Regions from separate parts of the Homo sapiens genome. Here region 1 is linked to region 2. A link is a contact called in ENCODE Hi-C or POLR2A ChIA-PET data. All regions are on one chromosome and are shown on one strand. Each heading gives the region's core, a stretch centred on a gene start or an enhancer-like site at or near the end of the contact. The rest is flanking DNA. Distances are from core to core; before and after follow the strand shown. Region 1 overlaps DIP2B (disco interacting protein 2 homolog B). Region 2 holds the start of SLC11A2 (solute carrier family 11 member 2).

Region 1 (6,963 bases), core at 2,149-4,648, 430 kb after region 2:
GAGATGTGAACTACACCTGGTGGTGGTGGTGGTAGTGGTGGTGGTGGTGGTGGTGGTGGTGGTGGTGGTGGTGGTGGTGATGGTGGTCATGGTGGTGATGGTGGTAAGACCAGGAGGAGTCAGCCCTACAGATATCTTGGGAAGAGGTTTCCAGGGGGAGCCCTCCAGGAAGAGGAAATAGCTATGCAAATCAATGAATTGAGAAACATAAACATGTTCTAGGCTTTATCACTAAAGCAAATATCAGACTTCTCCCACTCACTCATTCATCTTTAAAAGGTAATTTTTGGAAGGGGAAAAAAATAAGTACCAACACCCAGATTTTACAGAAACCATTCTAAAAACAAGCCACTGATTTAAAAACTTATCTACCTCTTTCAGTAGATAAGTGAATGTTTTCCTGAGCTGTCCAACAGGGGGAAAGATGATCTTGCAGGCAGTAATCCCAGGCCAGGTGCACCCTACCCAGCCTCCAGTGAACAGATTTTCACTCCCAACACCTGAAGTACCTCTAGTTTATGAATAACAGGTAGATTTGTCTTTCTCATTTGCAAAGTATTATTGATACCCACATTTATGCACGCTACAACAAGGACATTTCTGTGGAGAACAGGAATCAATTTATTCTAGTATCAACACAGTTAAATAATTTAAAAAGTGAATTCACAGAAAATATTTTGTCCTCATCCAACACTAGCTGGTAGGGGCCAGGGATGGTTTTGGATATCACTTGAGATGTCAAAAGATGTCTAAATCAACTGTCCTGATTTTATCTATAAAGACTGAGGGGGCAGAGATATAATTCAAACATACATGATTCTTGAATTTACTTGTCTCCTACTCTGAATGAGTAAAAGTTAATTACTTACCATCATGAAAATAGTTCTTTCTGATTCTATAAAGTTGCACCATCTCTGACATTTGAGGTAGCTTACTAATTAAAAACAAAGGTTCTCAATATTTCAATTTTTTTTCCCTGCTCAGTTGAGCTGCAGGAAATGGAAGCAGTTGAATGTGAATATAAATACGGATGTCCTTAGAGAACTGTTGTCATAAATTACATGATCAGGAAAAGAGCAAAACAATACAAAAGATCATAATCTCAAAAATCTCCTATTGCCATCGCAGAAAACAGGTAATTTTTATAGAAATGGTGTTGATAATAGCTGTTACACTAATAAATAACAGTGACTCCAAGTTCCCTGGACAAAGGCTATGATTACACCCTGTCAAGCTTTCTATGTTATATTATACGAATAGCTGGTTAAAATGAAGAAATAATGAAATCAGACCATCCCTTCAGGGGAAACAATTGCAGTGTTCAAGAGTTGTTTTTTTGTTTTGTTTTTTGTTTTTTTGAGACTGAGTCTTGCGCTGTTGCCCAGGCTGGAGTGCAATGGCGCAATCTCGGCTCACTCAACTTCCGCCTCCCAGGTTCAAATGATTCTCCTGCCTCAGCCTTTCAAGTAGCTGGGATAACAGGCATGCACTACCACACCCACCTAATTTTTTGTATTTTCAGTAGAGACAGGGTTTCACCATGTTGGTCAAGCTGGTCTCATACTCCTGACCTCAGGAGATCCACCCACCTTGGCCTCCCAAAGTGCTGGGATTACAGGCGTGAGCCACCGTGCTCAGCCTGTTCAAGAGTTTTTAAATTTTAATTTTTTTTTTTTTTTTTTGAGACAGGGTCTCACTCTGTGGCCCAGGTTGAAGTGAAGTGGTGCCATCTCGGTTCACTGCAACCTTCACCTCCAGAGCTTAGGCAATCCTCCCACCTCAGCCTCCTGAGTAGCTGGGACTACAGGTGCAGGCCACCATGCCCTGCTAATTTCTGTATTTTTTTGGTAGAGATGGAGTTTTGCCATGTCGCCCAGGCTGGTCTTGAACTCCTGGACTCAAGCAATCTGCCCACCTCAGACTCCCAGAGTGCTGGGATTACAGGCCTGAGCCACTGTGCCCAGCCAAGAGTTTTTTTTTTTTTTAATGTTTATATGTGTTGACCCAATACTTCTTCTAGGAATCTACCCAAAAGAAAGACAAAAATGTGTCCACTCAATGGGAAAGGATAGGAGAGGGGGGAGAGGGGAGGGGGAGAGGGGAGGGGGAGAGGGGAGGGGGAGAGGGGAGGGGGAGAGGGGAGGGGGAGAGGGGAGGGGGAGAGGGGAGGGGAGAGGGGAGGGGGAGGGGGAGGGGGAGGGGAGAGGGGAGGGGAGGGGAGGGGGAGGGGGGAGGGGGGAGGGGAGGGAAGGGGATCTGAAGACATCTTGGAAGATGCTGGTAAAGGATTATCATCAAAGCTGCAACTGAAAGAAAGAATAAAAAAGGGAAAGGAGATGTTTTATATTCTCATTAGAGAAAGGAGAGCAGGCTGCTTTGTAAAAGCATCCATTTATAGATGACCAGAGAGATGACGCAGTGGCAGTCACGAGGAATTTGGTGTTGCAAAAGGATACATTTTAGAGCAATGTGAGAAGTAGTGGAAAAGCCAGGTAAAATAATATGTTCCAGAAGTCTCTAAGAGGAAGAGGATGGAATCAGGGGGTTGAGGGAGGGAAAAGGAGGGTAGTGTGAGGGAGGAACAGAAGGCAGGCCAACAAAAGGACTTGTGTTAAGATTCTCCCTAAGGGTGTAAGTCTAGAATTAAAACTACTTAACTTTTTTTAAATATATATATTCAAGAAGGCCACATCTTGTGATGAAGGTTGAATCCAATGTTTCCAAGACAGTATCATCCTTATTACCTTAATTATGTGGCTAACCCAGTTTTTATAAATGATCAGGATTCCTGGTCTCTCCTTCCTCTAAAGGAAAGAGAAAAAGTCCTTTGCTCAGTAATGCAAAAGTGGGGTAGGTGCAAATGACTTGACGGCATTAAAGAAACTAAATCAAACTCATATTTAGAAATTACTTGAGTTATTTCTGAAACTTACATCAGTCAGTCATATGGCTGCTCTGGACCCAACCTGAAGGAATTAAGTGTGACCCCGTTCAGTTCAGCAAGCGTGCTCACTTTATCTCACTAAGTTTGCATAAAGAAAAGGAAATCTGAAAGACTGAAAACAGCTCAGCCAATGAGTAAAACTATCAAAAGAACTTGACTGTTCAGTTTTCATCCTTCTCCTTAATTGTGAGAATTCACTTTAATGCATACTTTATGTGCACAAAGACTGAAAATGTAATTACAAAAAAAGCAGCTCTAAAATACTATTAAAGCACTCTGTTGTTTCGGCTAAACAGGAGTCGGCAGTCATCACACACTTGCCAGTCTGTATCACTTGTGACTCAGTCAAGGACTGAACAGGAAATGTGCATGAGCCACCCTCACTGACTCCCATGTGCTGTGTTCTCCTCCTCTCAAACTCCCCCAGATCCATCAGACAACACGCATCCCATCCTCTGATTCAAAGAAGTGATGCTCGTTTGTATTAACGCTCCTCCATGCATAGAAGGGCTCAGCACCACCTAATGGTGCTATATTAAGGTAACACTCTTATTTTTAACCTTTTCCCTGTTTAGAATAATCAAAAAAGTGAGATAGCTGCTGTCTGCGTACTCCAGTTATTTGCCCAATGGATAAACTAAGAAAATTATTTAGATGAAGTACTATGATACTGACAAAGATCCAAAGATTTCAATATAAGATGCCAGATTTTCAAATGCCTTTTCTTAAAATATTTTTTAAATGATTTAAGTAGTTATGTTGTCAAATAATTAATAGTTTCCCCATTCCAACATGTGCTATTGAGCCCTTAAAAAGAATGAAGTAAATCTACATATGTTGACATGGAAAGTTCTCTAAGATAATTATGTGAAAAACAAGGTGCAGAAGAGTTTGTGTAGTGGAGTGCCTTGGTATAAATGGTGTCTCTGGGTATATATTCTTGTTTTGCCTAAAAGGCCATAGAATTCACAAAAGACTGGGGAAATTGGTAAGTTTCCCTACCTACATAACAAAAAAACTAAATTATTTCTTTTAAAATTTAAATTTCTAAAAGAAGTTAGTGGAAATATTTACTCATATAAATATCTGACTACATTTAAAGTAAATACTAATGATTCTTTCATAAAAAGTAATAACCACCAAGTTTTAAGGAAATATAACTAACCAAGACAAGTGACAGCTATTTTTAAAAACACGTAAATAAGATTTATCTAAATATCTTGGGTTATCCAACTCCTTAGTTACCGAATTCTCAGTCTATTTTTTTCATCTGTTTATTTATTTATTTAGAGACTGGGTTATGAGACTGGCTAAGTTTTGAATTTTTGGTAGAGGTGGGGTTTCGCCATGTTGCCCAGGCTGGTCTCAAACTCCTGGGCTCAAGTAATCCACTGTCTCAGCCTCCCAAAGTGCTGGGATTACAAGTGTCAGTGACGGCACCTGGCCATGAATTCTGTCTATTTTAATTCCACTTGAAAACTGTCTCTTTTAGGATCATCCAAACCAGGTCAACCTTCTGAGAGGTTCCCAGTCCTGGAGACAGGTCAAAAGTGAAGCTCAGACTGGTCTGGCACTTATACAGCCATTAGGAAGAGATGAGCAGAAAAGCTCTAAGATTCCACAGCCCAGACTGGCTATGGATATTAACGACCTGCCTCCAACCATCCATACCTGTTCTTTTGTTAATCTGTTTTTACCACCATGCAAGAGAGACAACCAAACTCATACAGTCAAAACTGAGTCATAAGACCCTCTCCCAATTTTTTATTTTTTGTTTCTACTTATAATTCTTACTTTTATACTTCTAAAACAATTCTATCCCTGTTAAAGACTCCTTTCGATATACTAAGTTTACTTACAAGTAAATTTGGAAACATGGAACTTCAACTACAAAGCACTCATAAATGACCTTGAATTCTTCTTACATGAACCAAAGTCTTACAGCCATGGACTTCTCAGACTAGAATACTACATGAAGATGGGAGCACCTATTGGCAAAGTATGATCAAATTATTCTGCTTTACTGAACATTATAAATTCCTTACATACAGCAGAAAGATATGTTCCAGGAACTACTGGAGATCACAAAGGTACAAAGAAATCCTACTCCTTGAGGGTGATAAGGCAAGACTGAGAGTGGAGGAGGAGACGGTGGGAGCACTTCAATATATTCCCAGGAGGTCACGTGCCAGAGGCTATTTATTTACTTTCTCATACATTTTTACTTGAGTCCATGGGAGATTTTACTTCTATGAATAAATGGCTTATTTTATAATGTAAATCAATACACAGACTTGTTGCTGAATACGTTCAACTGTCACAAAGTAAGAAAACTGTTCTAGAGGAACATGTATGTAGTATTCTCCTCAATGGCCACATTAAATATAATCTTGACGTACTTGATACTTTCTGTTAATAAAAAACTGGCTGGGCTCAGTGGCTCATGCCTGTAATCCTAGCACTTTGGGAAGCCAAGGCAGACAGATTGCTTGAGCCTAGGAGTTCAAGACTGGCCTGGGCAACATGGTGAAACACCACCTCTACAAAAACTACAAAAAAGCCCAGGTGTGGTGGTGCATGCCTGTAGTCCCAGCTACCCAGGGAGGCTGAAGTGGGAGGCAAGTTGAGGCTGCAGTTGAGCTAAGCTGTGATCGGGAGCCATTGCTCTCTAGCCCTGGTGACAGAGTGAGACCCTGTCTCAAAACAAATAAATAAATAAATAAATTTTTAAAAAATGAAAAACCTTACCAGTTTACTCTCCTAGCTAAACAGATTCACCACCACACAAAGGGTCAGAGAATGTACGACTGTGTGCACGACTAGCTTGCAAACACGCATCACCAGAGTCAGCATGGTTTTGCTCTCATTATTAGAGCCAATGGCTGTGAATGTGTTTATTCCTTTTAAAATGCAAGCTTGAGCTTAATTTATATGGCCAATTTAACTTAACAGTAGTATGAAAATCATTTTTAAAACATATCATGTTATTCAAAGTAGATATTTCTTTCAATAAAAAGAAAATGTCAAAGCACATAGTACTACATTACAGTTAAATGCAAAAAGGTGAATCTTGGAATCTGCAGGACAAGCCCATTAAGAGTTGTCATTCAAACCTGACAGTTATTTCACATTGTTAAAATAAGCCAGATAACGCTACCTAAAAACTAGTAATGTGAAATAAAAACAGCAAAACATATAAACTGATATAATACCAAGACAGACTAGCAACGCACATTTTATTATATATAAAACCATAAATATCTTTTAATATGTAATATTAGAGGTGGGTTAAACTTTTTAAATATATTTTGATATTTTCGATGACTTTTTCCTATTTGACAATTAATGTTGAACTCTCAATTAATAATCTGATCATGTAAGCTGCTTCACACTTATATAAATGCAGTATACTGTTATGTAAGTCCTAAACTATATCATATGAGGTAATACACGTACCAAGCTTAACACTAATACGTATTGACTTTACAAAATTAAAGAAAATTCTGCTGAATTCTAAACTGAACCGAAACATCAGCCAAATACAAAAGAGTTTCTTTTCTTGTAAAGGCCTCATCAATAAAATTAAACCTAAAATAATTCTCATAAAATCCCTTGAGGTAAACACTATTCTTATAGGTATGGGAATTCATATCAAAGAGAAAATAGCTAAAGATGTCATGGTTCATATTCAAACTCAGGACATCTGTTTCTGTGCTCTTAATTATTGAGGCAGTGGAGAAGGGTTGGTTGGGCTTTGATACCTCACATTTAAAAAGAAACAAAGGAGGCTGGGTACAGTGGCTCATGTTTGTAATGCCAGCACTTTGGGAGGCTGAGGCGGGTGGATTACCTGAGCTCAGGAATTCGAGACCAGCCCAGCCAACAGGGTGAAATCCCACCTCTACTAAAAATACAAAAAAAATTAGCAGAGCATGGTGGCAAACACCTGTAATCCCAGCTACTCAGGAGGCTGAGGCAGGAGCATCACTTGAACCTGGGAGGCGGAGGTTGCAGTGAAC
Region 2 (7,685 bases), core at 3,839-6,338:
CTTTGGGAGGCTGAGGCGGGCAGATCACAAGGTCAGGAGTTCGAGACCAGCCTGGCCAACATGGTGAAACCCCCCGACTCTACTAATAATACAAAAATTAGCTGGGTGTGGTGACGGATGCCTGTAATACCAGCTACTTGGGAGGCTGAGGCAGGAGAATTGCTTGAACCTGGGAGGCAGAGGTTGCAGTGAGCCAAGATTGCGCCACTGCATTTTAGCCTGGGTGACAGAGCAAGACTCTGTCTCAGAAAAAAAAAAAAAAAAAATTCTGTTTTATTTCAGCACTTTGGAAGGCCAAGGCAGGTGGATCCCTTGAGTCCTGAAGTTTGAAACCAGCCTGGGCAATATAGGGAGACCCTGTTTTCTTGCTGTGTCCAACTACCTAGAACAACCATTGAGTCAGGAGAAAGAATTATGGATCTCCTGCCCAGGGACCCAGATGAAAGGTCTCTTTGCTTCAGGGCTCTCTTAATAAAAAAAAGAAAAGAAAAAATATTCTGGTTGCAACCTACAGTTTTTTTTTTTTCGCTGGAATGAAGTGGTGCCATCTCAGCTCACTGCAACCTCTGCCTCCTGGGTTCAAGCAATTCTCCTGCCTGAGCCTCCCAAGTGGCTGGGACTACAGGCACCTACCACCACACCCAGCTAACTTTTGTATTTTTATTAGAAACAGGGTTTCACCATGTTGGCCAGGCTGGTCCCAAACTCCTGAGCTCAAGGGATCTTCCCGCCTTGGCCTCCCAAAGTGCTGGGATTACAGGCGTGAACCACTGTGCCTGGCCGCAATCCACAGTGGTTTTTTTTGTTTTTTTTTTTAATTTTTTTTTTCAGAGACAGGGTCTTGCTCTGTTGCCCAAGTTGGAGTGCATTTGCATGATCACAGTTCACTGCAGTCTTGAACTCCTGGAGTTTTCTGTTCTTCTGTGACTACCCTATGTTATTCTTGTCTCAATTTTTTAATGGAAGGGAATTGTTTAAGGTGTACAAGATGGAGGTCCCAATATGGTGTGGTGGTTGAGTCTTGGCTCGTGGGTCTAACAGATTTGTGTTCAAAGCCTGGCTTTGCCACTAACTAGCTGTGTCCTTAGGCAAATTATACTCCAAGTCTCAGATTCCTAATTTGCAAAATGAGAATAATAATAAATAATACTTCCTGCCCCATTAGTTTATTATGAGGATTGTTTTTTTGGTAGAGTCATGGTCTCGCTATGTTGCCCAGGCTGTTTTCAAACTCCTGGCCTCAAGTGATCTGCCTGCCTCGGCCTCCCAAAGTGCTGGGATTGCAGGCGTGAATTTTTGTGCCAGCCTACTACAAGGATTAATGCTTGTGAAGTGTTAAATATAGCGTTTGGTACACAATAAAAATTCAATTAAGGTTGTCAGTTACTCTTAAGTATAAATTGGGGACCAAGAAGGCAAAAATGGAGTGTGTTTTTTGCAGATGGACGGAGGGGAGCCAGGACACAGCTCAGCTTGCTCATGCTCAGAGAGTTAAGCTGCTGACCCTGAAGGCAGGGGGCACACAACTGTATGTGGGAGCCAGACTAAGCAGTCGAGACAGGGCAGACAGTGTGAGAAAGCTGTTGATGAGAGCTGCTGCTGAATAAAATCATCTTTCACCTGTCTACAGCTCCCCAAGTGTTCTTTCTGCTCATCCACCCACTACCTCCGGACCTCAACATGACCTTTGGCGTAGTCTAAACCTGACACTCATAACAGTTACAGATTTCTTTGTCCCTTCTACACTCCCACTTTTTTGAGACAGGGTCTTGCTCTGTCGCAGAGGCTGGAGTGCTCTGGTGTGATCACGACGCACTGCAGCCTTGACCTCCTAGCCTCAAATGATCCTCCCACCTCAGCCTCCCAAGAAGCTGGGATGTTCCACAGGCACGTTCCACTACACTCAGGTAATTTTAAAATTTTTTGTAGAGAGGGGGTCTCCTTATGTTGCCCAGGGTAAGAATTCCTAAACTCAAATAGGCTTTTTCCTGCCAAGACTTTAGTTCGTGGGTGATTTTACAGGTGCTTCTATTTTCCCTTCAAGTGGAACAAATTGGCCCCCAGTCCAATCTGCAGAGACAGCTTTGCCTTGGGGAAGTTACCTGATGTAGAACAAGGACAGGAGACAGGTCAAGTTGTAGTTATTTGACTTTCGTGATTAAGAGAGCCCTGAAGCAAAGAGACCTTTCATCTGGATCCCTGGGCAGGAGATCCATAATTCTTTCTCCTGACTCAATGGTTGTTCTAGGTAGGAACCAGAACCACTTGCTGGAAGCCTGCATTGACTTATTTGAATCGATTACTGCTTTTCTTTCTTTTCCATTCTAAGCTATTATGTTTTTATGGTACTAAGCAGATTTTCTTGAAAACTTCTAGAAAACTGCCTGCTACCTGCAAGAAACTGTTTTCTTCTCTCCTGTATTTTACGCCACCCCAATGCTTCTCCTATGCAGCTTTGTCGTCTAAGTTATTTCCCTGAGGCAAAATTTCCCCATTCTTTCAGCTCCCCTCCTCCCAGATTGAGAAATTCTAGGCTTGCCCTGGACTTCTGTCTTGTAGTCTCTGGGTTTTTTTCCTTTCTTTTTCTTTTCCATCAGGCACCAAGTCCGGAGTTTGCGTGGCTCTGATGTCTGCTCGTGGATCACTGATTGACCAGGCTGAAGCCAGAGGGTCCTTTAGATCCCGAGGGATAATAGAGCAGGCAGCATTTCCACCCACGTTCTGAGACTCCTCATAATTGCCTCAGTGCTGCACGTACCTATATGGAAAATACAAGTGCACTGTCAGGCTTGGGGTTAATGGTTTCACCTCACGTCTCAGAGGAGCAGAGTCCTAGTGCACCTGTGGAGCCTGAACCAGCTGCACTCCAAGAGGAGCAGAGAAGGGAAGCAATTTCTTACTCCACCCCTTTCAACCACTGGCACTCACAGGCTTGCCACCTACTCTTGCTCCTGCCAAATGGTACAGAGATGAAATCTTAGAATAAAATTTTTGAACTCAATAAATTGTTAATTAATATCTAGGAGTGGCAGATATATAATGCTTCTCTTTTCACGACAGGTCAAAGATGAAATCTGATTAGGCTTTGGAGGGCGTGGTTTGCCTCTTGAAATTCCTTGCTCGTCTTTAGAAAGCTGTGTTGCTTAGAGCACCCAAAAGTGCCCTTTATCTAACTGAGGGAGGCGCACTTGTCTTCATATATAGAGGCAGGAGCTGGCATTGGGAAAGTCAAACTAGTTCTGCACCATGAGGAAGAAGCAGCTGAAGACGGAGGCAGCTCCACACTGTGAACTAAGTAAGTAGCCCAGGGAAGCTGCCCAGCTGAGCAGACCTGAAAGGGTGACAAGTACAGCTCTAGCAATTTTATTTTCTAGTTATAATAGAAGTTGCCAAAGGAAAGGTTCCGATCTGGAGGAACTTCATCAAACCTTTCTGAAACTCCACAGATGTACTGTAGCGAGAATCTCAGAACTAATTTGTGCATTTTCTTTTTTCTCCAGGAGAAATTCTGTATGAAAACCAACCTGCTCCAGGAAGCCAAGCCCCCCCCCCCCACTTTTTTTTGGTCCCCGAGTTTGTTTTTACTTCGCACTTTATTTGGATTTTTCTCTTTGCAGTTCACGCTCCTTTCCTCATTTCTTGGTCTCTCTTACTAATGAAATTTTCTCCTAGCTGTTTTTACGTGAATAAAGAAGCTCAATTACCTTTAATGCTGTAAGCAGTGCGAGGGGTCGGGGAGTGAGGGTGGCGGGAGGATCTAATGTTTTTGGTGGCTGTAAACGACATTGCAGAAAATTACGGTAATTTGTTAGGCCATTTATTCCCTCTTCACCAGTTTGGCAGTCTCATCTTCAGAGCAAAAGATACGGTGTGAGGCTGAAACTGGCGATAGAGTGGGATTGCTTTTGGGTAGGTAGGATGAAGTCTGGGGAGAATCGAGTCAGCTGGGCGAGGAGGAAAACAATTCACTACGGAGGCTTGGGAGGACACCTAAGGCGGTCAAACTGGCTGCACTAGCTGATGTTTCTCGGTTCCTCCCAGGTGTGGGGTGCTCTTGGTGGGGCAGCAGATACTATGATGTGGCTCTGGGGGCGCGAGGAAATGTTCCTTCCAGGTGGCTATCCTTTTTTTTTGAGACAGGGTTTTGCTCTGCCACCCAGGCTGGAGTGCAGTGGCACGATCTTGTCTCACCGCAGCCTCCACCTCCCAGGCCCAAGTGATTCTCCCACCTCAGCCCCCGAGTAGCTGGGACCACAGGCGGGCGCCGTGATGCCTGGCTAATTTTTTTTTTTTTTTAGACGGAGTTTTCGCTCTTGTTTCCAAGGCTGGAGTGCAATGGCGCGATCTCGGCTCACTGCACCTCCGCCTCCCGGGTTCAAGCGATTCTCTTGCCTCAGCCTCCCGAGTAGCTGGGATTACAGGCATGCGCCACCACGCCCGGCTAATTTTGTATTTTTAGTAAAGACGGGGTTTCTCCATGTTGGTCAGGCTGGTCTCAAACTCCCGATCTCAGGTGATTCGCCCGCCTGGGCCCTCCAAAGTGCTGGGAGTACAGGCGTGAGCCACCGCGCCCGGCCTTTGCTTGGCTAATTTTAAAATTTTTTGTAGAGACCGGGTCTCACTATGTTGCCCAGGCTGGTATCGAACTCCTGGACTCAAGTGATCCTCCCGCCTCGGTCTCCCAAAGTGCTGGGCATTACAAGTGTGAGCCTCCGCGCCTGGCCTGGCTACCCTTTACAGGATAGAGCTATACCTCGTAGCTTGATTGTCAGTACCTAACGTGGCGCCACGGCGAACTAGGGCAGGAATCTTATCTGTCCCCAGACTGCTAGCGGACTGGAGCTCCCCAGTCCAGGGGCTGTGTGGGTCTGGCCAACGCAAGCAGCAACTAGGCAGCATGCAGCTCCCGCCGGGTGCCCCAGGGGCCGCCGCGTGCCCCAGGGGCCGCCGCATCCAGACTCCGCGTGGGCGGAGCCTAGGTCCCTGGTCTGCGGGCCACGCATCCCGGCCGCTGCAGGGACTCCAGCCAATAGGGATGTGCGGCTGCCGTCCTGTCGACCAATCGCGGGGAGGGGAGGGCGTTAGCCAGCGTGGCGCTGGCTCCCGGAATATGGAGCCCTGGGCGCGGGGGCGGCGTGTCAGGTGGTTGCGGAGCTGGTAAGGTGAGGGGAAGGCAAGGTCAGGGGTCACGGCATTCCGCTCGCTGGCAGGGAGGGGCGCGGGGCGGCTCGAGGGCCTGTGTCGGGGGTCAGGCTCCGGGGCTAGGATGCGACACCGGCTCGCCGTGCGGGGCTGTGAGGGGAGGTGTGGCCAGGGAGGGCCTCAGGCCCAGAGTCCAGGACTGATGGAGTCGCGCCATTCAGAGAAAGACCCAAAGATGGGGGCAGGGAGGGAACGCCGGAGGTCGCGGGGGTCTCGCCCCTTCCCCGCCGCGGCCTAGGACACATGGCCCAGCTCCCAGCTGCACCGGATGGCGCGCCCGGCCTGTGTCGGGGTGCGCTGACCTGCTTCGACGCCTCGAAAGAGGCCGACGGGCACAGGGCAAGGTCTTTCGTGGCCTCTTCGTCGGCGCCGCAGGGGGCCGGGCTGCTCTCCGGGGCCTCCCGCCGCCCCGCTTCAACAAAAGACTCATTATAACCTAACCGACTTCAGGGAGCGCCTTCTGTGTGAATAGCCTGCATACGCGGCTCAGTAATTGTGGGTAGATTGGTTTTAAGGCTGTTTGTGTAGCTCTCAGGGACCCTCTGGATTCCAGGCTCCAATGAGCAGGGTTTTTCTACAGGGGGATATTGCACATATGTAAGTGGGCTGGATGGCTCTCCCAGCTGTGCGTTTCATGTGTCCCCACTTTTAAAGCTACCGCTTAAATGTGACATCTCTTGCAAAAGCAAAAATTATATGGAAGGAGAGTTTGCAAGGGGAGATAGGCTTCTAAAAACTTGCTGGCCTCAATTTTAGTGACTGTTGGTGAAAAATGGAGAAGCTATGTTTACACTGACTTCTGGAACCCGAAGCCCCACCAGTTCGCATGATTTCTTGGCTTTGTAAATCTTTGAGCATGTTGTTTGCCTCTTTCTTCTTTTGTTCCACGTACTTAAAATGGGGATTGATAATATCAGTCTTACAGGGTTGTTGGTATGAAATTAGTTAATAAACAACAAAGTACTTAGAACTCTTGATGTGGAGGAGTTTTTGTTGTTGTTACCTTCTTTCCCCTTAACACTTCTAAAGAATTCTAACCTTATTACTTATTCTTTGCTCAGAGTCTCATGACTTATCACCAGTGAACCCGCCGGCCTATACTTTCCATTGACATCATTAACTTTGATCTGAGGGTATAGTGTAGTTATATGTGACTAGAGGATTTCTGCTGCGTGTTTGTTTTATTAAATACGGTTGGAAACTATCATTATACTAGGTCATTTATTGTGATACCTGTGTTGGGTAAATGAAACCTGAAACCTTCGGCTGTTTATTTTTTCATTGGACAGTATTTCATTGACAGTCTTGCTTGGCCTACTCAGTTTATTTTGGAGCCAGTACTAAAAAGGCCATGATTGCAGCATACTTGGTTTCTCATGTTTCCGGAATGGCAGTGGGACTCGGGAGGGGAATTTCTGGGTAGCCTGGCAGCACTTCTTGTTAAGGAATGGGGAAGCTTCTTATGAATCTAATCTTACTCTAATGTTAGGAAATCAGCAGTGGTCCCTTGGATTACTCTACAAAGCTAGTAGGCAGCTTTGGTTCAGTTATGACTCAGTGAAGGTTAGAGAATTATATCTACAAAGTAGGATCTTTTTCTTTCTTTCTTTCGTTTTTTGATACGGAGTTTCGCTCTTGTTGCCCAGGCTGGAATGTAATAGCGCGATCTCGGCTCACTGCAACCTCTGCCTCCCGGGTTCAAGCGATTCTCCTGCCTCAGCCTCTTGATGCCTGGCGAATTTTTTTTGTATTTTTAGTAGTGACGGGGTTTCACCATGTTGGCCAGGCTGGTCTGGAACTCCTGACCTCAAGTGATCCACCTGTATCGGCCTTCCGAAGTGCTGGGGTGGTGTGAGCCACCGCGCCCTGCCAGATCTTTCTTGTTTGACTTTCATTGCTAAGAATTTGGGTGAGTGTTGTTGAATCAAAGACATCTTTATTCTCTGCCTCCTCACCATGCACATACGTACAAATGTCTGCTGACAGATATCTGCCCTTCCTATGGCCTTAAAAAGCCTTCTCATATTCTCGTGGTGCTATCTGGGATACACCAGTGGAAGACTGCTTTGTCTTCTAATTCTTCCCTTCAAAGAAGCGGCTATTTATACACATAGCATTATTAGGAACTAGTCAGAAAATGAGAAACTTTAAGTTTATGAAAAAAAACATTGCTTACTTCAGCTGCATGCTGGCCAAATTTAGTTGAAGTGCAGTTGGTATAAGTTTAGTTGTTTAGTTTTGGAATAAGAGAGTTCAAGACTTCCCCTCCCACCCCCCACAAGACAAGGTCTGGCTCTGTAACCCAGGTTGGAGTGCAGTGGCATGATCACAGCTCACTGCAGGGTTGACCTCCCAGGCTCAAGTGATTCTCCTGCCACAGCCTCCCTAGTAGCTGGGAGTACAAGTGCATGCCACCACCCCTAATTTTTAAAAATTTTTTTGTGGAGATGGAGTCTTACTAGGTTGCCCAGGTTGTCTTGAGC

Evidence for each region. A loop is a pair of places that touch in the nucleus more often than their neighbours do. ChIA-PET counts read pairs that join two places held with the same protein, here RNA polymerase II (POLR2A). Pooled maps may share reads with other maps.
Region 1: a loop to region 2 is called in a pooled map, with 2.4 times the contacts of the local background. The contact joins the enhancer-like site here to the promoter of SLC11A2 in region 2. A Hi-C loop is called at or near these places in 1 of 50 pooled maps. POLR2A ChIA-PET finds 5 or more read pairs at or near these places in 3 of 52 experiments (H1, activated B cell and activated CD4-positive, alpha-beta T cell).

The regions. Positions count from the first base shown.
Region 1 is chr12:50,594,011-50,600,973 of GRCh38, reverse strand. All of the region lies in intron 1 of DIP2B (disco interacting protein 2 homolog B), which reads right to left. Among named protein-coding and RNA genes, the nearest start is that of DIP2B, 93 kb to the right of the region's middle. Within about 2 kb of position 3,398, at least 13 of the 41 ENCODE cell types and tissues checked have a DNase peak (open chromatin) inside an H3K27ac peak, as active enhancers do.
Region 2 is chr12:51,023,787-51,031,471 of GRCh38, reverse strand. SLC11A2 (solute carrier family 11 member 2) reads left to right here and starts at 5,088. Exons shown (of 16, transcript NM_000617.3): 1 at 5,088-5,162. RefSeq lists silencers at 4,708-5,427, 5,438-5,497 and enhancers at 4,903-5,514, 5,515-6,128.